5 separate regions of the Homo sapiens genome follow, and all the other regions are linked to region 1. A link is a loop called in an ENCODE intact Hi-C map of the cell type or tissue named here. Cell type or tissue: B cell. All regions are shown on one strand.

Region 1 (4,000 bases):
TTTTTTTTTTGAAACAGAGTCTCACTCTGTCGCCCAGGCTGGAGTGCAGTGGCACGATCTTGGCTCCCTGCAACCTCCACCTCCCAGGTTCAAGTGATTCTCCTGCCTCAGCCTCCCCAGTACCTGGGATTATAGGCACCTGCCACCACGCCCGGCTAATTTTTGTATTTTTAGTAGAGACGGGGTTTCACCATCTTGGCCAGGCTAGTATTTAACTCCTGACCTTGTGATCCACCTGCCTCGGCCTCCCAAGGTGCTGGGATTACAGGCGTAAGCCACCGCACCTGGCCAAGATTTCATCTTTTTACCTCATATTTCTTAGGAATTTAATGGTTATATGTTGTCTTTTTTCCCATGCCTTTTGGCTCAAGCAACACGTATATCAGTGTTGACTTTTTCTTTCTTTGATCTAGTTTAAAAAAAAAAACCACATAATAATTCTTTGAAGAAAGGAAGGGGTTAATTTTTTTCCCTAGCACTTTCTTGAAGATCAGGGACTTTATCGATGAAAAAGTAGTAAATAGTTATTTGTAACCTGTGTGAAGCAGCAGCCTGACTTGAAGTCCTCCGTTCTTGCTAATGGTTACACCAGTGAATACTAGTGGAATTGTTTGGGCTGATTTTAGTTTCTCTTAATCAAAATTACTAGATGATAGAATTCAAGAACTTGTACATGTTATTACTTGGTGTATCGATAATTATTTGAAAGTAAAGACTCTTTGTCATGCAAAACAAAAGGAGTTTGAGGCTCAGCTACTAAGCTGCTGGTTACAGAACCACTTTGCTAAACAGTGATTTTATACATCCCCACTCCGTGGTGGCTTATGAGAAATTCAATCCCTGATTGTAGTCCTCAAGCAAAATAACACTGACAATCATCAGGCCTCTGCAAGTGTGGGAATGAGGCCCGGCCGGGGGGAGGAGCGCACGCTCTCAGCCACGCCCCGCCCGGTGCCCGCCTTCGCCCCGCCCAGTCGTCGCCGGAGGTCACAGGGCCCAAGCTCCTAGAGGCGTGGCCAGGCCCCAGGCCCCACCCCTCTCCCCTGCGCTCTAGCAGGCTCGATCCATGCTCCGCCCCCAATCCAAGGCCCTGGCCCCTCCGCCTGCACCCGGCAGGACCCGCCTCTTAGAACCCGACACCTCCGCCTGCGCAGGCCCGCTCCCCGGTCCTGTCTCTCAGGCCCCGCCCCCAGGTCGCGTCTCCAAAGTCCCGTCTCTCAGGCCCCGCCCCCAGATCACGTCTCCCAGGTCCCGCCCCCTCCGCCTGCTGCCGCGCGGACCCGCCCTCAGGCGCCGTCTCCTAGGCCCCGCCCCCTCCGCCTGTTCCAGCGCGGGCCGGTCCCTAGGCCTCGCCCCCAGATCCGGGCCCTGCCCCTCCGTCCGTAACTGCGCAGGCCTGTCCTCTGGGCCACACCCCCAGGTTCCCGTCCCGCCCTTCCGCCTGCGCCTGCGCAGGCCCGCTCCCCGAGCCCTGCCAACCATGGTGAACTTGGGTCTGTCCCGGGTGGACGACGCCGTGGCTGCCAAGCACCCGGTGAGAAGGCCGGTCTGGGACGCGGGCCTCAAACCCCAGAAGCTGACCTGAGCGAGGCGGGGGGCCGGGGCGTGGGGGTGCCCTCGTCAGGGAAGAGTGGCGGAGGCTGGGGGCACTCTCTTGCTAAGGGGCTCAGGGCGTCCGGGTGGGCATAGGGGAGGTGGGACGTGTCCAAGCGCCCAGGGTCTCACTCCTCCACAGCCAGGGTGTGCCCAGAGGAGGGACAGGAGAGGCGGTGAAGGAAGAGGGCAGGGGATCGAGCCTTCACCCGCCTCTGCCACCCCAGGGACTCGGGGAGTATGCCGCATGCCAGTCACACGCCTTCATGAAGGGCGTTTTCACCTTCGTCACAGGTAGGCTGCGTCCAGGTGTCCTGCGGCTGGGAGAGAACGCACCCTCCCGCCCTGCCCTGACTCCCCAGCAGGGGGCGCCAAGTCACCTGCCCGCAGGTGCTGGGGGCCTGGCAAGGTGGGCCCTGGCTATCCCCGGGTACAGGTTGATGGGGACCTCGGCTCTTTGCAGGCACCGGCATGGCCTTTGGCTTGCAGATGTTCATTCAGAGGAAGTTTCCATACCCTTTGCAGTGGAGCCTCCTAGTGGCCGTGGGTGGGTACTCCAGGGCCCCTGCCTGGGCTCTTTGAGGGGTGGGTTTCTGCTAGGGTTGGGGCTGTGGTTCTGCGTCCCTGACTCTGACATGGAGCCCCAGGTCTCGGCGGGAGCCCCACCTGAGCCCACCCACCACGTCTGTCAGGAAGTAGCCTGTGCCCGGTTCTCTTAGCCTGGGAAGCACAGAGGCCCCAGCCCTCTTCCATTTCCTGCTCCACAGTTGCAGGCTCTGTGGTCAGCTACGGGGTGACGAGAGTGGAGTCGGAGAAATGCAACAACCTCTGGCTCTTCCTGGAGACCGGGCAGCTCCCCAAAGACAGGAGCACAGGTGAGAGAGCCTGGGGGTTAGCGAGAAGTGAATGCCACCTCTCCAGCACCCAGAGTTTTGGGCAGCCAAGCCTGGGTGCACCATGCGATAGGCTAGACAAGGTCCCTCCCTCTGGCCCGGCCTCCTCAGCATGTGACTGCCAGATGGGTTGGAGCTGGGGGTGGGCGCAGTAGACAGATCTTGGAGAGCTCCCTTTGAGGAGAAAGAACCAAGAGGGGCTGGGGTGCCCCTGAGATTGAGAGGAAGGGTGCAGAGTGAAGGGTGTGGCAAGGCCACAGCAGCCACGTGGGCACCCGAGAGGAGTGAGGCTGGACTGAGAAGCCCCGCATTGGACCCAGGCCTGGCCTCCACTGCCCGTTGTCCTTGTTACGGAACCCAGTTTCTGCCATGATAAAATGGGCACAGGGATGCCCAGCCACGATGGATGTGGTTCGAGCTTGTCTCTCTTTGCCTTTTACAGATCAGAGAAGCTAGGAGAGCTCCAGCAGGGGCACAGAGGATTGGGGGCAGGAGGAGTCTGGAACACAGCCTTCATGCCCCCTGACCCCAGGCCGACCCTCCCCACACCCTAGGGTACCCCAGTCGTATCCTCTGTCCGCATGTGTGGCCAGGCCTGACAAACACCTGCAGATGGCTGCTGCCCCAACCTGGGACCTGCCCAGGAGGTTGGAGCAGAAAGGGCTCTCCCTGGGGTGGTGTTTCTCCTCTAGGGTATTGGGATGCATGTTCTGCACTGCCAGCAGAGAGGGTGTGTCTGGGGGCCACCACCTATGGGACACGGGGTCGAAGGGGCCTGTACACTCTGTCATTTCCTTTCTAGCCCCTGCATCTCCAACAAGTCCAAGGTGACAGCTGGTGCTAGGGGCGTGGGGTTAATAAATGGCTTATCCTTCTCTCCACCCAAGTTTCCACCTGACCAGGTGAAAAACAAATCAGAAGGGTAAGATGATGACAGGTCACATGAAACCTTTATTACCCTACAGTTGATATATGAGGATCACATGCAAGTTACATACTGAGGATGTACAGGGAAGTTCCCAGCGCTGAACCCCAGAATTAGACGTTCGCATCAGCCCCGTAGGCCACGTGACACCACCACAGCCTCTCTGTATGGGGGTCTGCCTCTGTAGCACTTGGCATGTAGGGGCAGAGCAAAAGGGGCCAGGCTGGCCAGAGCCTGGCTGCTGGGAGAGGAGGGACTTGTGGGCCACGCCCACCTGCCTATCATTCCCCACTCATCTATTAGCCAAAGTCACTCCCCAGAGGCAGAGCTAGCCCGTTGTAGCCGTGTCTGTGTGGAGGGAAAGCTTCTGAGTGGGCAAGCCTACACACAGCCCCGAGCCCCAAGAGGAGGAAGAGGTGGAGACCAGACGGAACCTCCACAAGTCCATCATGGTTACAGCTGGCTTCCCCGCAGCACCGAAGACCCACAGCATGGGCCCTGCTGCCCCCGACCCAGCTCAGCTGCCACGCCTCACCTTGCCAGGCACTGGAAAGAAAGTTTATTGAGTACCTACTGGGCCTTCAGAGTG
Region 2 (4,000 bases), 200 kb after region 1:
CTGCAGAGTGACAGGTTACCCCAAATGCAGCTGCTTAACCAGCAGGCATGCATTATCTCCCAGTGTCAGCCAGGCAGGACTCTGGGCCTTTGACACAAAGTTTCAGGAGGCTGTGGTCAAGCTGCCGGCCGATGATGTGGTCTCATGGGAAGGCTCAGCTGGGGCGTCAGCTTCCCGGTTCCCTTGCTGGCCATGGTCATCCCCTTAGGGCTGCCTCATGTCACACCCAGCAATTCAAGAGCAATTTTGTCCTATTCTAGTTGCCAGAAGCAAGTCATTAATAAAGTCCAGCCCAAGGGGAGGGGAGTGCAGAAAAGTCTAAACCCAGGAGGGTATAACAGGGAGCTAGCTGCCAGAATAAAGCAAGCCAAAGTGTACTTTCTACAGTGAGAAGTGTGAAAAATAGGGAAATGACAGGAGAGAGGGATGTGAGAGCTGGGCAGCATGCTGCAATGTCAGAACAACACCAGGGAAGGTCTCACTAAAGTGACTTTTGAGTAAAGACCTGAAGGAAGCATGTGAGTCTGGGGAAAGGATGTGCCAGGCAGAAACAGCAGCATGTGCAGAGGCCCAGGGGGCAGGAGCCAGGACTGGGAGTGAACTGGGAAGCAGGAGGAGGTGAGGCAGGCTTGCTGTGGGAGCACTCCGATATGGAAGCGTAGCTTACAGACCCACTGGCCCTCCCCACAGCACCATGCTGCCAACCTGGCCTTCTTGCCGAGCCTTGAACAGAACCATTATTTATGTGGCCAGGCCTCCGCCTGGGATCTCCCTGTCCCTGGTGGGAGCCATCCTCTTCCTCCTGCCCTCATAGCACCCGCTGCAGTTTCTCCTGGCGCTTGGCCCTGCCTGAGAGTGTGGTGTCTCTCCTATTGGATCCTAGAAGCTCCAGGGAGTCAGAGACCTTGTCTGTTGATCGATATCCAGGCCTAGGACAACAGGCACGTAGGAGGAGCTGGAGGAATACCATGCGCGGGACAGAGAGCGCAGAAGCCTTCTTCCCTGGAGATCGCTCTGTACTGTGACTTCTTTTTTTGTTTGTTTGAGACAGAGTCTCGCTCTGTTGCCCAGGCTGGAATGCAGTGGCGCGATCTCGGCTCACTGCAACCTCCACCTCCCTGGTTCAAGCAATTCCCCTGCCTCACAGGCGTGCGCCACCACACCTGGCTAATTTTTTTGTATTTTTAGTAGAGACGGGGTTTCACCATGTTGGCCAGACTGGTCTCGAACTCCTGACCTCAGGCAATCTGCCCGCCTCGGCCTCCCAAAGTGCTGGGATTACAGGCGTGAGTCACCTTGCCGGACCAACCGTAACTTCTTACGATTAGAGTTAGGAAGCTTCCGGTTTGTGTGTGAAGACGATGGAAGGGCGGGGCTCCAGGATGTATCCGCAGAGCCACGGAGGGAACCTGGACTCGGCTGGACTTGGAGCCGGGGCGGGGGCGGGAGGGGGCGAGGTTCGAGTGGGGCTGCTCGCGGGCGCGAGGGCCAGAGCCCGGGATCGCGCCGTGGAGCCCACGACCGGCGAGGCCAGCGCTGGGGGCAGGGCCTCTGGATCCCTGACCCAGGACGCCCTGCTCCGGCCCGCCCCGCGCACTAAACTCGGCCTCTAGTCGCCTGAAGCCCGCGCGGGTACCGGGTCCGCGCGGCCCGGCCTGTGCCTTTAGCCCCGCCCCGAATCCCCCCACCCTCATAACCCCGCCCCTAACCCCGCCTCCACACACAGACCCCGCCCCCAACCAGACTCCGCCCCGCGCAAGCTCCCTAAGCCCGCGACTGGCCTGCACCCGGCTCCGGAAGTCGTTCTTCCGCGCAGGAGCCCTGAGCCCGCACAGCCCCGCCCCTCCCGGCGCCCAAGCCCCGCCCCGCCGGGTTCCCGCTCGCCCGGCGCCATGGATCCGCTGTCGCCGCCGCTCTGCACGCTGCCGCCGGGCCCCGAGCCGCCCCGCTTCGTGTGCTACTGCGAAGGGGAGGAAAGCGGGGAGGGGGACCGCGGCGGCTTCAACCTCTAGTGAGTGGGGGTCCGCGGGGAGGTAGGGGTGCAGGGAGCTCCGCGGGCGGCCCCGCCTGACAGGCCTTCTCCCCCAGCGTGACCGACGCCGCGGAGCTTTGGAGCACCTGCTTCACGCCGGACAGCCTGGCGGCCCTCGTGGGTAACTGGGCGGGTCTGGGAGCCGCCACACCCCTCCTTGCAGTGCAGATCGTCTATGGGGCGACAGACATCTGGGATTCCCCAGAAGGCTCTGACACCCTCTGCCCGCCCTGTAGCTGTAGTCCTCCCATTGGCTAGGGCTCTGGGGTCGGGCAGGTTTCGGGTGCCCCCAGTGGGCCTCGGGTTCCAGGCAGCTCGTGACAAGCCCCTGTGCTCTCTAGAAAGCCCGTTTTGGCCTGAGTGCGGCTGAGGACATCACCCCCCGGTTCAGGTGAGACCCAAGCAGGGAGGAAGGACGGGTGGGGAGGAGGAGGGTCTGCCACAGCTCTCCGCACCTCTCCTCTCCCAGGGCAGCCTGTGAGCAGCAAGCTGTGGCTCTGACTCTGCAGGAGGACAGAGCATCCCTGACGCTTTCAGGGGGGCCCTCGGCACTGGCCTTTGACCTCTCCAAGGTACCAGGCCCAGAGGCAGCCCCCAGGCTGCGGGCGCTGACACTGGGCCTGGCAAAACGCGTGTGGAGCCTGGAGCGGCGACTGGCAGGTAGGATTGGGGGTGGGCACCTCATACCTTCACTGGGGTCCCCTGCTCTTGCCCCCACTCCTGGCACTGAGTGGGGTTCCCATGGGCTTTCCTCCCCAGCTGCAGAAGAGACAGCTGTCAGCCCGAGGAAGAGCCCCCGGCCTGCAGGGCCTCAGCTCTTCTTACCAGGTAAGGCATGTCCGCCTGTGACTCAAGTAGGGCTGTGCTCTTTAACCTGGAACTCAGTTTCCCCCCAAACAAGACTCACGCTCCAGAGAGAATGCCTATCTATTCGGAGAAGGTTGTGGTTGGGATGCTGCCAGGTTCAGGAGCTGCCCCTGTCCTGTTTTCCCCCAGACCCAGATCCCCAGAGAGGTGGCCCTGGACCTGGAGTCAGGAGGCGGTGTCCAGGAGAGTCGCTCATCAACCCCGGGTTCAAGAGGTACCCTCCCACAGCCCCCTTCCTGCGCCCAGGGTCCAATCCTGGACCCCACCCCTTTCTCCACACCATAGTGCCATAGTGACACCCCTCTTCCCTCCCAGTAAGAAACCAGCTGGTGGCGTGGACTTCGATGAGACCTGAAGGTGCAGCACAAGCGTGGCCCCGCGGGGAGTCCGCCTATGAGGGGAGAGGCAGTCTTTGAGGCCCCCATCAGAGACCCCCCGCCACCACCTCCACCTGCCTGTCCTGGGCCAGGACTAACACGGCTCCTCAAATTCCTTCCCTGTCAAATAAACAGCTCCCTTGGTTGGAGGCTCTGGTGGGGCTCTGACTCCTGGCACTGGCCTGGGAAGGGATCAGGGAACACCCCTGGGCCTGTGTTCTGGGTGTAGGGCCACAGGATGTGAACAGATGCTGCAGCCTCTCAGCTCCCTGGAGACTTCCTTGCTGGGCCGGAGGGAGGTGAGCACTCTCAGACCGTCCAGCTATTCCAGCCCTGCCAGCCCAGGAGCTGAGAGGGGCCCAGCCAGGCAGGGCCAGGGCTCCCCAAGGCTTAGAACTTTGTTCCCACCCTCCCAGGCCGCACCCAGGTAGGGCACGGAGCCCCGTGGGAGGATGCAGACAGAAGTCCCGTGTAGACCCTGAGACACTGGAAGTGCCCTGCGGGGAGGGGAGCGCCTGCCCCGGGACAGGATTGAGGAATGTGCCAGCCCCCATCCACCTGGGGCACCCCGCCCCACCCCGGCCTGACTGGTTTGGGAGCCCAGTCCGGTCCTGGAGATCCCTGAGGCCACCGGTTGCAGGAGGCCTGGAGTCTGCGCCTTCTTAGCGTGGAGGATGGGACCGGCCCGACCCCCGGCGCTCCTGCCCCTGTGGTTCTGGGCTAT
Region 3 (4,000 bases), 94 kb after region 1:
CAATCTCGGCTCACTGCAACCTACGCCTCCCGGGTTCAAGTGAATCTCCTGCCTACTCAGTCTCCTGAGTAGCTGTGAGTACAGGCGCGTACCACCATGCCCAGCTAATTTTTGTACTTTTAGTAGAGACAGGGTTTCAACATGTTGGCCAGAATGGTCTCGATCTCTTGACCTCATGATCTGCCCACCTCGGCCTCCCAAAGTGCTGGGGTGAGCCACCGCGCCCGGCCTTTTGTATTTTTTTAGTAGAGACGAGGTTTCACCATGTTGGCCAGTCTGGTCTCAAACTCCTGACCTCAGGTGATCTGCTCGCCTAGGCCTCCCAAAGTGCTGGGATTACAGGCATGAGCCGCCGTGCCTGGCTGTTTTTTCTTTTTTAAAAGAGACAGGGTCAGCCAGGCGCAGTGGCTCATGCCTGTAATCCTAGCACTTTGGGAGGCCGAGGCAGGCAATTGCCTGAGCTCAGGAGTTCGAGACCAGCCTGAGCAACACGGTGAAACCCCGTCTCTACTAAAATACAAAAAAAATTAGCCGGGCGTAGCGGTGTGCGCCGGTAGTCCCAGCTACTCCGGAGGCTTAGGCAGGAGAATTTCTTGAACCCGGGAGGCAGAGGTTGCAGTGAGCCGAGATCGCACCACTGCACTCCAGCCTGGGTGACAGAGCAAGACACCGTCTCAAAAAAGAAAAAAAAGAGACAGGGTCTCACTCTATAGCGCAGCCTGGAGTGCAGTGGTGCAACCACAGCTCACTGCAACCTCCACCTCCTGAGCTTCAGTCATCTTCCTGCCTCAGCCTTCCAAGCAGTTGGGACTACAGGTGTGCAGCACCACACCCAGCTAAATTTTTTTTCCTTTTTTTGGTAGAGATGGGGTTCCCCCATGCTGCCCATGCTGGTTTCGAACTCATGGGCTCAAGCGGTCCTCCTGCCTCAGCCTCCCAAAGTGCTGGGATTATAGGCATGAACTGCCACGTGAACCCTTTCTCATCCCGAGCTGGCTGCTGCAGACTCAGGACAGCTTTGAGCCTCCCAGGTGCAGCCAGGAGGAGACGCCTTCTTACGTTTGAGAGCTCAGTTAGTTCCTGGGCTTGAGCAACCTCACTGAGCCTGCAGGTGCGGACTTGGGACGTTTCCATGGCTGCTTGCAGCAAACTCAGGGGTGATGACGTTGATGGAATCCGATGGCTTCCTGAGTTCCATCTCAAGGCCTTGCTGTCCCAGGAATGTGGGTTTGGGGCGGAGGGGAATTCCAACTGCAAACCAAGTAACATATATGAAATGTGGCATTGGCGCCTGGGGACAGCGTGGCCTGTGTAAATTATGCAACTTCAAAGCCTGCCCTGTTTTGCAGTGTATTCCATCCTTGAGGAGTCCCGTGGTCTCAGGGTCTGAATGCTTGGAGGAGACTTACCTCCGTGAACGTTTCCTTCTCTGCAAAGCGGGGTGAAAGGTCTCCATTTCACCAAAGGCTGGATGGAGAGGGGGTGGTGTGTCCAGTGCTAGCCCGTGCACCGCCAGAGAGAACCTGCTGCAGCTCCCGTTCTCCTGGGCAGATGACAGTGCCGCCTCCCCCATGCAGCCCACAGGACTCCTAGGGCAGCCCCTGTTTTGGCCGCCAAGGCCACTGTTTTCATTTGAGTGTCTGGAGGCCATAGGTTGTGTTTTCACTTGAGGTCGGGAGTTCAAGACCAGCCTGGCCAACATGGTGAAACCTCGTCTCTATCAAAAATACAAACATTAGCCGGGCGTGATGGCGGGCGCCTGTAGTCCCAGCTACTCGGGAGGCTGAGGCAGGAGAATCGCTTGAACCCGGGAGGCGGAGGTTGCAGTGAGTCGAGATCGCGCCACTGAACTCCAGCCTGGGCGACAGAGTGAGCCTCCGTCTCAAAAAAAAAAATAAATAAAGTGCACAACCCAGTAGATTAGCACACCGGCCATGTCGGGCGGCCGTCACCACTGTCCGGTTGCAGAGCATTACCTCACCCCAAAAGGAGACCCCATAGCCTTAATACCTTACTTAAGTGTGCAGTATTCTTTTAGTCCTGTTTCTCATAAATGTTACCCAAATTGAGGCGCCGCTCTGCGCCCGGCACCGGGGGAGGCGGAGGGACCCGCAGGTGTCGGGTAGGTGCGGCCGCCCCGCCAGGGCCCCGCGTCCCGCGCGCGACGCGCGCCTCGTGGGAACCGGTGTCGCCCGGCTTGGGCTCCCGGCTCACCTCTCGGGTGTGCGGCAGGGGTCTCCGCCCCGGGGCCACGGGAGGGGAAGCAAGGGCCTCGCTGTCTCGCCGCACCTGGGGAAGGGACCCAATTAGCGCGGACCCCACAGCGCAGCACCTCACCAGCTCCCCGCACCAACGCCCCGGCGCGCTCTTTGAGGAAAAAGCAGAGGGCGACTTAGGTACCCACGCCGTCTCAGCGCCGACCAATCGGCGCACGCTGCGGCTCCTGCGGGCTCGCTGGTTGGCTCCGGCGTCAGTCCGTCAGGCGCGCTCGGAGCGGGGCGTATCTGGCCAATGGCTCTCGCTACAGCTTCCTGAGGGCTGGCTGGTTGGCTCCCATGTCCGTCCGTCAGGCGCACGCGGCGGAGCGGCGGCGGCGGCGGCGGCGTTGGGGGCGGTAGCTGGGCGGGCCCTTAGTTCCGGGCGCGCTGCGACCGTTGGGTGAGGCGAGCGCGGGGTCGGGTGCGGGGTCGGGCGCGGGCGCGGGGTCGGGTGCGGGGTCGGGCGCGGGGTCGGGCGCAGGCGCGGGCACCTCTCAGGGAGACTCCGGGCCGGAGCGGGAGCGGGGGCGGGAGAGGCCGCGGGGCGGGGGCGGGGCCAGCCCGAGGGGATTTCTCTGAGCCGCTGGGCCGGAAACCAAGTCCGAGCGTGGCTGGCGCGGGAAAGTTCGGGAACGCGCGCGGCCGTGCTCGGAGCAGCGCCAGGGCACGGTCCGGGGTTTTGCGCGGGGTCGCGGCTCCCAGTACCGCCTGAGGCCCGTGGGCGGCCCACCCGGCCCTGCCCCGTCCCGGGTCCGTCGCTCCCCCGCACCCTGTCGCCCCTCCACGCTCAGCTGTGGGCCCCTCGTGTCCCCGAAGCCCCGCACCCTCAGCCGGCTGCGTGCTCGGGAGGGTCAGGGGCGCCTCCGACCCCTGAGTTTGCCAGCGCCCCCCAGCCAGGGGTCGGGGAAGACCAGTGAGGCTGGGGGCGGAGCCGACTCTGCTGCCTTCCTGCCCAGTGGCTGGGGAGACCCAGGCTGAGCCTGGGTGAAAAGTCCCTCTGGCTGCTGGGAGGGTCGGGGGCAGCAAGGAGCCAGTGCGGGGATGGGCTGCGGTGGACCGGGCCGGGATCGGGGCCGGGGCCTGGTCCTGGCAGTAGCAGGGGATGTTTGTGGAAGGTAGAGCCGAGAAAAAGAGGAGTTGCAATGTCTGCAAGAATCTGGCGTGAGCAGCTGAAGGCTGGTGCTTCCTAGGCCAAGATGAAGGAGTCACAGCGCCCATGGCCTCTCGGGAGGCGGCCAGATGGGCAGCCTGGGGTCAGGGGAACGGTCAGGGCCAGAGCTGGGTATTTTGGAGTTGTCATTTTGAGGCCCCGAGGGCTGAGGGTCAGTGCAGAAGAGCACCAAGCCTCCACTCGGTGTAGGGCCGACAGGGGGTGGGGTGTCTGGCAGCCGGTGAAGACGGGGCTCGGAGGAGGAGGGAGTCTGGTCTGGGTCAAGTCAAGGGAAACTAGGACTGAGAACGGACCCTGCTCTGTGGCCACATGATTTTGAAGGGACGGAATTACTGCCCTGTAACTCAGTCTCTCTCCCTGTTAATAGCCCTAGTTTTTAATAAGAGGAACTGAATGTATTAATGGGTGGACACTTGTAAGGTTCAAGATCTCCTCTTCTACCACGCTTGCTTCTGATACTTTTGTATAAACAGTTGTTAAGAGTTTAGGTTGTTATCAAGCTTCTATTTGGTATTATTTTGAGCCTGAAAAAGATGGGGTTACATATAAAATTGTAATTTTATTTATTTAT
Region 4 (4,000 bases), 150 kb after region 1:
CCGTGCTGCGGCAGAGCTGGGTGGGGTGTGCAGGACACCTGGCCGTCCTCACCTTCACAGTGCAGTCCTTGGAGCAGGACGCGAACTGGTACCCGGAATGGGAGAAGCTGAGGTGCAGGACCTGGTCTGTGTGTTCCCGCAGCGTCTGCACCTCCACGCAGGGCACCGTGTCATACAGCCGCTGGAACTCCTCGTACCAGGACATGGCCGCTGCGGGTGGGCAGTTGTCAGTCCTGGGCCCGGGCCTTCCTCGCAGTCACGGCCATGAGCCGAGTGTGGCCCCAGCAGTCCTGGCAGGCCCCGTGGTGCCCCTGGAACCCACTAGTCATGGCATAGGCCTCGGCTGGGGGATTCAACCCTGTAGCTCACAGAGACCCCTGTACCCCCCACCCCCCAAGTGACCCAATGAACCCTCTGGCCTCCAAGCTCTGAGGGGCGCCTGCGCTGTGTCCTGACAGGCCTCTATCAGGGTGTGGGGGGGTGAGCATGGACACGCGGGGCCGCGGGGCGGGCCCCCAGCCAGGCTGACCCCCAAGCGCAGGGGCCCGGGGCCCTGGCTGCAGAACGTGGGTAGGGGCCCCACACGCCACTGACCTGGGTGTCGGGGCACGTCGCGGGCCACCTGGTAGTAGCGGTAGAACTGCTCCCTCCACAGGAACTCGTCCCGCGACACGGCCTGCCATTGGCGGCACACCAGCCCGGCGGCCAGCACGTCGGCCGGGCCCAGGCTCAGGAAGATCTGGTAGACCAGGCTGTCGGGGAGCAGGGGCGTGCCGCCCTCGTCCATCGTGACATTCTGCCCAGGCGGCCCTGAAACCCACCAACGGCTGCCCTCAGCCCAGGCCCGGGAAGGGAGGCCGAGAGCGGGCGTCCTGTTCCTCCAGCCCCAACCGTCCCGCCGGGAGTTCCACGGGGCTGCGTGTCTGCAGGGGACGCCCGGGTACCGCCGCCCAACCAAGGACCCGGCAGCTCCGGGCGGGCCGGGCCGGCCCCTCTCCGCCGCGTCATCCCCCGGCCTCCTGCGGCCGGCAGCGGGCGCCCCTCAGCCCGCCAGGGCCCGGACCGCCGCACGCGAGGCACGGGGACACCAGGCGCCGTCCGGGGACGGGCTTCCGCCGAGAGGAAGCTCGGGGCGGCCAGGCAGTGGCCTCCGCCCTGCGGCCCTGGAGCAGCTCTGCCCGGCGGGCTCGGGGCGGACGGCGGGGACGAGCGCACGGGCGGCCTCGGGGCTCCTGCACTCGCCCAAGGCGGGCGGGGACGACAAGGCGGGACCCCCGAGGGCCGCAGGCGCACTCACCACGGCCGCCTCCGCCCGCTGCGCCGCCCCCGCCCTGCGCGACCCGGACCCGCTTCCGCTGCCGCAGCCGCTCGGACCGCCGCCCCCGCCCAACGGGGAGCCCGCCAGGCCCGACGCCACGAGCCCCGAGGCATCGATGGCCGAGGAAGGCAGAGCGCGCGGGTAGCCCGCATCCGCCCCTCGTGCGCCTGCGCCTTGGGCTCCGGCGGCCTGGCCGGCTTTTCTTTGTGCGCCTGCGCGCACTCGGGCGCATTGGGAACAGCGCCCCTTGTGGCCAGCGGGCGGCGGTCGTGGGCGGGGTTGCAGGCGAGGCTCAACGAACGCTGGTTCGGGACCCGCCTCCGGCGCTCCCTGTTGCCGGGCCCTGAGCAAGTGGCTTCATGAACCCCGTGACGTTGGCCATGGAGATAAGACCACTGGGTGATGGTTTAAGGAAGATAACGTGTAAAGGGCTAAGGACTGTCGGTGGAAATCAGGGGTGCAGGAGAAATGGATAAACAGCCAGAGGTCAACTCGGACTTTGTACATAGGACATGGTGCCAGGGCCCTGCCAGGAAGTGCAGATCGAAGCTAGGCTCACGAGGAGGCTGGAGGTGGGGGGTGGGGAGGCAACGGATGGACATGGACTTCCTGGGCTGGGCTCTGTGACAGCAGAGTAGACTCTGTCCTGGGACTTGGTGGTGCTACCCTTGGCCTCCCACAGTCCTGCCACCCTGCTGCCGCCACCATGCTGCCCCCTGGGACTGCGACCCTCTTGACTCTGCTCCTGGCAGCTGGCTCGCTGGGCCAGAAGCCTCAGAGGCCACGCCGGCCCGCATCCCCCATCAGCACCATCCAGCCCAAGGCCAATTTTGATGCTCAGCAGGTAGAAGTTGGGGGGGGTAGAGGGAGGCAGGTAGAAGTTGTGGGAGGGGTAGAGGGAGACAGGTAGAAGTTGTTGCGGGGGAGAGGGAAGCAGGTGAAGTTGTGGGGGGTGTAGAGGGAAGCAGGTGAGGGGCCCTCCCACAGTGCCCTCGAGTTCTCCCATGGTCTGCCCCCAGTTTGCAGGGACCTGGCTCCTTGTGGCTGTGGGCTCCGCTTGCCGTTTCCTGCAGGAGCAGGGCCACCGGGCCGAGGCCACCACACTGCATGTGGCTCCCCAGGGCACAGCCATGGCTGTCAGTACCTTCCGAAAGCTGTGAGTCCCAGAGCAGCCCTGCACCCTAACCCCAACCCTCCTCTCAGCCCCCGGACTTCAGCCCTGCTCTGGCCCCTGACCCCACCCCGGCTGTGGCCTGGACTAGGATTCCTGGTTGGGGTCTCCCAGCCTGTGGTGCCTCCTCCCCGCCCCCCCAGGGATGGGATCTGCTGGCAGGTGCGCCAGCTCTATGGAGACACAGGGGTCCTCGGCCGCTTCCTGCTTCAAGGTGAGGCAGGGGCTGCAGGGCATGTGGGTGGGGGATGACGCAGCCACTGTGGCTCTCTGACATGGCTACTGTGGCTCTGCCCCAGCCCGAGACGCCCGAGGGGCTGTGCACGTGGTTGTCGCTGAGACCGACTACCAGAGTTTCGCTGTCCTGTACCTGGAGCGGGCGGGGCAGCTGTCAGTGAAGCTCTACGGTATGTGGGGGCCAGCCTCTGTGACCAGGCAGGCGCTCAAGCTCTGCACACTCACTGGGCCACCCCGAGGGGCTGGGTGAGCCCATGGGGACACACTTCCTTTCTCCCATCCTGATCCTCCTGCTAAGCAGGGGCCCAGGGAGTAGTGACAGACAGGCCTGGTGTGGGAGCAGGGAGAGGGCCCCGAGGGGGCAGGGGACACACAGACCCCGTTTCCAGAGCCCTCCACGCCGCCTGGTGCCAGGACCCCAGGAACCCTGTCTGCCCTGCAGCCCGCTCGCTCCCTGTGAGCGACTCGGTCCTGAGTGGGTTTGAGCAGCGGGTCCAGGAGGCCCACCTGACTGAGGACCAGATCTTCTACTTCCCCAAGTACGGTGAGTGTCCCCAGCAGGTCCCCAGCTCAGCCACCCCCACTCTCTGGGCTGATGTCCAGCCTGACCCCTGCCTTGGGCCCCCAGGCTTCTGCGAGGCTGCAGACCAGTTCCACGTCCTGGACGGTGAGTGCACAGCGGGGCAAGCATGGCGGCGTGGTGAGGGGGGCCACTGCCACCGGCTGAGTCTCGTCTCTGCTGCAGAAGTGAGGAGGTGAGGCCGGCACACAGCTCCAGTGCTGAGAAGTCAGTGCCCCGAGAGACGACCCCACCAGTGGGGTGCCCGCTGCCTGTCCTCCGTGAAACCAGCCTCAGATCAGGGCCCTGCCACCCAGGGCAGGGGATCTTCTGCCGGCTGCCCCAGAGGACAGTGGGTGGAGTGGTACCTACTTATTAAATGTCTCAGACCCCTCTCTGACTCTTCTGTCCACTCTGGACCGGCGCCAGTACCACCAAGGCCCTCTCTGCCCCCACCCCGCCTCTTTAAAAGCCCGGCGCTCCCTGTTGGCTGGAGTCCACGCAGTGGGCACTGGGCCGATTTCAGCGGCTCTTGGGATTTGGGAGGGGAGATCCTCTCTGGCATATGCCCATCTTGTGCCCTGCTGGGACCTGGGGGCGTCCAGCCTCACTCCAAGGCTGCTCTTGCCTGGGCCATTGTCCTGCAGCCCCCGGGCTGCTCTTCCGCCCCCGTGGGAGGCCAGCTGTCTCCCGTCACTGCCCATTTTGGCCTCTT
Region 5 (4,000 bases), 75 kb after region 1:
TTGAGACAGAGTCTCACTCTGTTGCCCAGGCTGGAATGCAGTGACACGATCTCGGCTCACTGCAACCTTCGCCCTCCGAGTTCAAGCAATTCTCCTGCCTCAGCCTCCCGAGTAGCTGGGATTACAGGCTCCTGCCACCGTGCCTGGCTAATTTTTTGTATTTTTAGTAGAGACGGGGTTTCACCATCTTGGCCAGGCTGGTCTTGAACTCCTGACCTCATGATCCACCTGCCTTGGCCTCCCAGAGTGCTGGGATTACAGGCGTGAGCCACCGCGCCCGGCCAACATTTCTACCACTTCAGAGGAGTGACTTGTGGAGCATCCTAAGTGTGATCTGCTCACAGATGCTGCCACGCAATTATTCCCATGACTCCTAGCTTGTGGCCATTAAGTTTCCTTTAAAAGAAAAGGAGAGTGAATTTGGTTTTGACTGTGCAACCAGTAAGGGTAGGGCAGACCAATGAATCCCTGTCACCAGAGCCCCAGCGCATCCTGGCCCAACTGGCCTCAAAGGCTTCAGCCCTAGGCCACCTGAGGGTACGAATGAGGCAGAGGCGGTGACTAAACTGTCCTCCCTATTACATCAGACTCACAACTGACCCTCGGATCCATCAGCCACATTGGTAATCTCCTTCCACAAGTACTGTTCAGGGCACGCCCATCTTCCACCTGTGCAACAGGGTCCACCTGCTCATGGGGTCCCCTGAAGCAGGCACTCTCTACAGCCTGTGATGCACCCAGGCAGGCTCCCTGGGCAGTATCTGACCAGCGGAGACCAGTAGAACCAAGCAGGTCCCAGGCAGAGAGAAAACTCTCAGGGAGGAGCCTACCCCCTGTCCCCAGCTCCCACTCAGGTCACTAACCTCTGCCCCGTCACCCAGTCTCCCGCCCCAGGCCCTCAACTGCTGTCCAATGGCCCCCAGCCCTATCCCAACCCCAATTCCCCACCTTCATCGCTGGTTCCTGCTGCTTGCCCCAGTCCCCACCCCTGTCCTAAGCCCTGTACCCCACTCTACCCTGTTCTTCCAAGCCCTGTCCCCATCTCCATCCCTGCCCCCGTTCCCAGTGCCCACCCTGGTTCTCTGTCCCCTATCCTCACACAAGGCCCCCAGCCTTGTCCCCGTCCCCGTCCCCACCTCCTGCCTCTGTCCTCACACCTGTCCCCACCAACAGTCCCTGCCCCTATCCCCTCCCCGCCCCACCCTGGCACTGGTCCCGGCCCTATCGCCTGCCCCTTGCCCCGTCCGGTTCCCTGCTCCTCTCCTCCTCCAGTCGCCCGCCCCCTGCCTCCTGGGTCCGTCCATCCCCTCCTGGGTCCGCCCCCCACCTTCCCACCCCTGTCCTGGCCCGGTCCTCCTACCCCTGCGATTCGCCCCGCCCTTCGAACCCCGTCCTGCCCCCGGCACCCCAGCCTTGTCCCCGTCCCCTGCGCCCTGTCCCAGGCCCCGCCTGCCCTTCCCCGAGCCCCCTGCCCCACGGTCCGTGGCCCCGGCCCAGCGTCCGCCCCGCCCGGCCCGGCCGCTCCTCAGTCAGCAAAGCACCTGCTTGGATTTGGCCTGGGCGGCCGTAGGGCCCTTCTTGCGCAGCACCGTCACCGTGTCCCAGTCGCTCTCGGCCATGGCGGGCGAAGACGAGCGTCCGTCCGGCGGCTCAGCGGCAGCTGCTAGAGACCTGGCGCGGCGACGCTACGTCCCCTCGGCACCTCCCCGCTTTCGGCGTCCCATTGGCTGGCTGCACGCGGGGGGCGGGCACTTCCCGTGCTCGGGGCCATTCGGCGTTCGGCTCGTCTGAGGGACGTCGTGGCCGGGCGCCGGCGACGTAGGGAAGGCGACGTCGGGGCCTGGCCTGGCCTGGCGAGGCGCGGTAGCCGCTGGGGCTGCAGGTCGGGAGGACCCCGGAGCCCGGGCCCCGCGGCCTCCGAGCACACGCGGGCGGCGGCTGCGCCCCGACGCGCAGCCCCCGTGCCTCCCCGGGCCCCGCACCCCGGCCGGGCCACGCGGGCGGAGGGGGCGCGGGGTCTCCGCTCTAGCCGTGCGGCCGCCCCCCTTTGTTTTGCCGCCTGCGCGGCTGGGACCTGCGCTCGAGGACCAGGGCCGTGGGGCCCGAAACGCAGCGTGGGGTGGGACACTTTTTTTTTTTTAACTTTTATTTTTTGAGATGGAGTCTTGCTCTATCGCCCAGGCTGGGTGCCGTGGCGCGATCTCGGCTCACTCCGTCTCCCGGGTTCATGCCATTCTCCTGCCTCAGCCTCCCGAGTACCTGGGACTACAGGCGCCAGCCACCACGCCCGGCTAATTTATTTATTTTATTTTATTTTATTTTTAGTAGAGACGGGCCAGGATGGTCTCGATCTCCTGATCTCGTGATCCGCAGGTGGGACTCTTTAAGAAAAAGAACGCAAGCCGGGCACGGTGGTTCACGCCTGTAGTCCCAGAACTTTGGGAGGCCGAGGCGGGCGTATCACCTGAGGTCGGGAGTTCGAGACCAGCCTGACCAACATGGAGAAACCCCGTCTCTACTAAAAATACAAAATTAGCCGGACGTGGTGGCGGGCACCTGTAATCTCAGCTACTCGGGGAGGCTGAGGCAGAAGAATCAGTTGAACCCGGGAGGCGGAGGTTGCGGTGAGCCGAGATCGCGCTATTGCACTCCAGCCTGGGCAACAAGAATGAAACTGCGTTTCAAAAAAAAAGAAAAAGAATGGAAAACTGTGAAAACATCGGTTGCAAAAATGAATGGTTTTGCATGATGTTTATTTTCTGTAATGTATAAAGTGTATATGTTATATGACAATAATTCTGTAATACCCTATTTTCCAGCCGTTTTGTATAATGAGAAAGGTCATTATACATTATCATTGAACAACTTTTTTAGGATTTTTATTTTTATAGACAGGGTCTCACTCTGTGGCCCACGCTGGAGCACAACATTGAGATCTCAGCTCACTGCAGCCTCGACGTCCTGCGCTCAAGCGATGGGACTATAGGCGCGGCCCCCACGCCTGGCTAATTTTTGTATTTTGTGGGGTAGAGATGGGGTCTCCGTGCCGCCCTGGCTCGTCGGTCTGGAACTCCTGAGCTCGCGTGATCCTCCCGCCTCGGCCTCCCAAAGCCTGGGATTACAGGCTTGAGCCACCGCAGGCCCTAATCATAGTATTGACTTCCGGGCTTTGAATAGATGCTCCACAAACAAGGAACCTGATAAATGCAGTCTCCATCCAAAAAGAAAACATACATAAATGCTGTATTAAATTGGAAATGCTGCATTAGCAAATGCACTCCGCGGAGGAGACAACTGTAATTCTAACCAGGCAGTGGGAAGTTGAGTCTTCTGCTTACCGTTTTTCACACCGGATGATTGGAAGAACCTTGGGGACACACTGATGGCTCCGTCCATACAAACCTTGCTTCTCTGTTTCCCGCCGACTTCCAGCACCAAGCTCCGTTCGGCTAAGGACTCAACAGCCTCAGCCGGCCAGCAAGGATGTGCTTCCACTGAATGAAAATAATCTCTTGTGGCCGGGCGCAGTGGCTCACTTCTGTAATCCCAGCACTTTGGAAGGCCGAGGCGGATGGATCACGAGGTTGAGAGATCGAGATCATCCTGGCCAACACGGTGAAACCCTGTCTCTATTAAAAATACAAAAATCAGCTGGGCATGGTGGTGCGTGCCTGTAGTCCCAGCTACTCAGGAGGCTGAGGCAGGAGAATTGCTTGAACCGGGAGGCGGAGGTTGCAGTGAGTCGACGACACCGCACCATTGCACTCCAGCCTAGGGACAGAGCAAGACTCTGCTGTCTCAGAAAAACAAAAAAAAGAAAGAAAGAAAAAGAAAATATCCCATAAACTCTGACTGGATGTATCTCCACTCAAGTCCCCCTTTGTTGTGTGCCAAAAATGCTTATCGTCACTCCAGTGCCACCAGCCCCCAGGAAGATTGTGATGAAGGTGGAGTTGGCCTGGAAAGAGGCAGCCTTGTTAACACTGCAGTTCAGGCCTCC

Evidence for each region. Peaks named below come from ENCODE experiments on the same cell type or tissue, not always from the same donor. Only the 100,000 strongest peaks of a DNase experiment are listed, where the experiment ranks them.
Region 2: a loop joins it to region 1, with 9 times the contacts of the local background. A loop is called at or near these places in 11 of 110 quality-filtered maps.
Region 3: it touches region 1 in a loop (15-fold over the local background); 16 of 110 quality-filtered maps call a loop at or near these places.
Region 4: it touches region 1 in a loop (11-fold over the local background); 54 of 110 quality-filtered maps call a loop at or near these places.
Region 5: a loop joins it to region 1, with 13 times the contacts of the local background. A loop is called at or near these places in 5 of 110 quality-filtered maps.

The regions. Positions count from the first base shown.
Region 1 is chr9:136,789,891-136,793,890 of GRCh38, forward strand. It overlaps TMEM141 (transmembrane protein 141), which reads left to right and starts at 1,454. Exons shown (of 5, transcript NM_032928.4): 1 at 1,454-1,534; 2 at 1,821-1,887; 3 at 2,057-2,140; 4 at 2,361-2,468; 5 at 2,929-3,427. The coding sequence starts at 1,481. The coding sequence ends at 2,942. RefSeq lists a silencer at 841-1,880. In B cell, CTCF peaks have their summits at 2,063 and 2,264; DNase peaks (open chromatin) are centred at 1,131, 1,931, 3,201 and 3,611; H3K4me3 peaks cover 1,836 bases; H3K27ac peaks cover 2,337 bases.
Region 2 is chr9:136,990,552-136,994,551 of GRCh38, forward strand. PAXX (PAXX non-homologous end joining factor) reads left to right here and starts at 1,871. Exons shown (of 7, transcript NM_183241.3): 1 at 1,871-2,011; 2 at 2,089-2,149; 3 at 2,374-2,423; 4 at 2,502-2,692; 5 at 2,792-2,860; 6 at 3,029-3,113; 7 at 3,215-3,425. The coding sequence starts at 1,893. The coding sequence ends at 3,254. RefSeq lists silencers at 1,427-1,716, 1,727-2,106 and an enhancer at 2,064-2,606. In B cell, no CTCF peak of the experiment used is centred here; DNase peaks (open chromatin) are centred at 1,850 and 2,150; H3K4me3 peaks cover 1,943 bases; H3K27ac peaks cover 2,402 bases.
Region 3 is chr9:136,883,884-136,887,883 of GRCh38, forward strand. TRAF2 (TNF receptor associated factor 2) reads left to right here and starts at 2,633. Exons shown (of 11, transcript NM_021138.4): 1 at 2,633-2,658. MIR4479 (microRNA 4479) reads left to right here and starts at 2,850; the gene lies at 2,850-2,920. LOC105376326 (a long non-coding RNA gene) reads right to left here and starts at 2,371. Exons shown (of 3, transcript XR_930448.2): 1 at 2,215-2,371; 2 at 1,410-1,467; 3 at 897-1,251. RefSeq lists silencers at 2,058-2,187, 2,408-3,217 and enhancers at 2,594-3,329, 3,330-4,000. In B cell, no CTCF peak of the experiment used is centred here; a DNase peak (open chromatin) is centred at 2,488; H3K4me3 peaks cover 2,124 bases; H3K27ac peaks cover 2,124 bases.
Region 4 is chr9:136,943,297-136,947,296 of GRCh38, forward strand. FBXW5 (F-box and WD repeat domain containing 5) reads right to left here and starts at 1,442. Exons shown (of 9, transcript NM_018998.4): 1 at 1,298-1,442; 2 at 595-810; 3 at 53-210. The coding sequence starts at 787. It overlaps C8G (complement C8 gamma chain), which reads left to right and starts at 1,947. Exons shown (of 7, transcript NM_000606.3): 1 at 1,947-2,162; 2 at 2,338-2,474; 3 at 2,633-2,703; 4 at 2,789-2,896; 5 at 3,169-3,270; 6 at 3,355-3,393; 7 at 3,472-3,679. The coding sequence starts at 2,025. The coding sequence ends at 3,485. RefSeq lists an enhancer at 1-620 and silencers at 456-525, 906-1,485. In B cell, CTCF peaks have their summits at 1,572 (motif pointing right) and 1,772; DNase peaks (open chromatin) are centred at 1,495, 2,455 and 2,820; H3K4me3 peaks cover 1,387 bases; H3K27ac peaks cover 828 bases.
Region 5 is chr9:136,864,640-136,868,639 of GRCh38, forward strand. It overlaps EDF1 (endothelial differentiation related factor 1), which reads right to left and starts at 1,669. Exons shown (of 5, transcript NM_003792.4): 1 at 1,542-1,669. The coding sequence starts at 1,619. RefSeq lists silencers at 1,371-1,560, 1,661-1,970. In B cell, no CTCF peak of the experiment used is centred here; DNase peaks (open chromatin) are centred at 902 and 1,752; H3K4me3 peaks cover 1,919 bases; H3K27ac peaks cover 1,712 bases.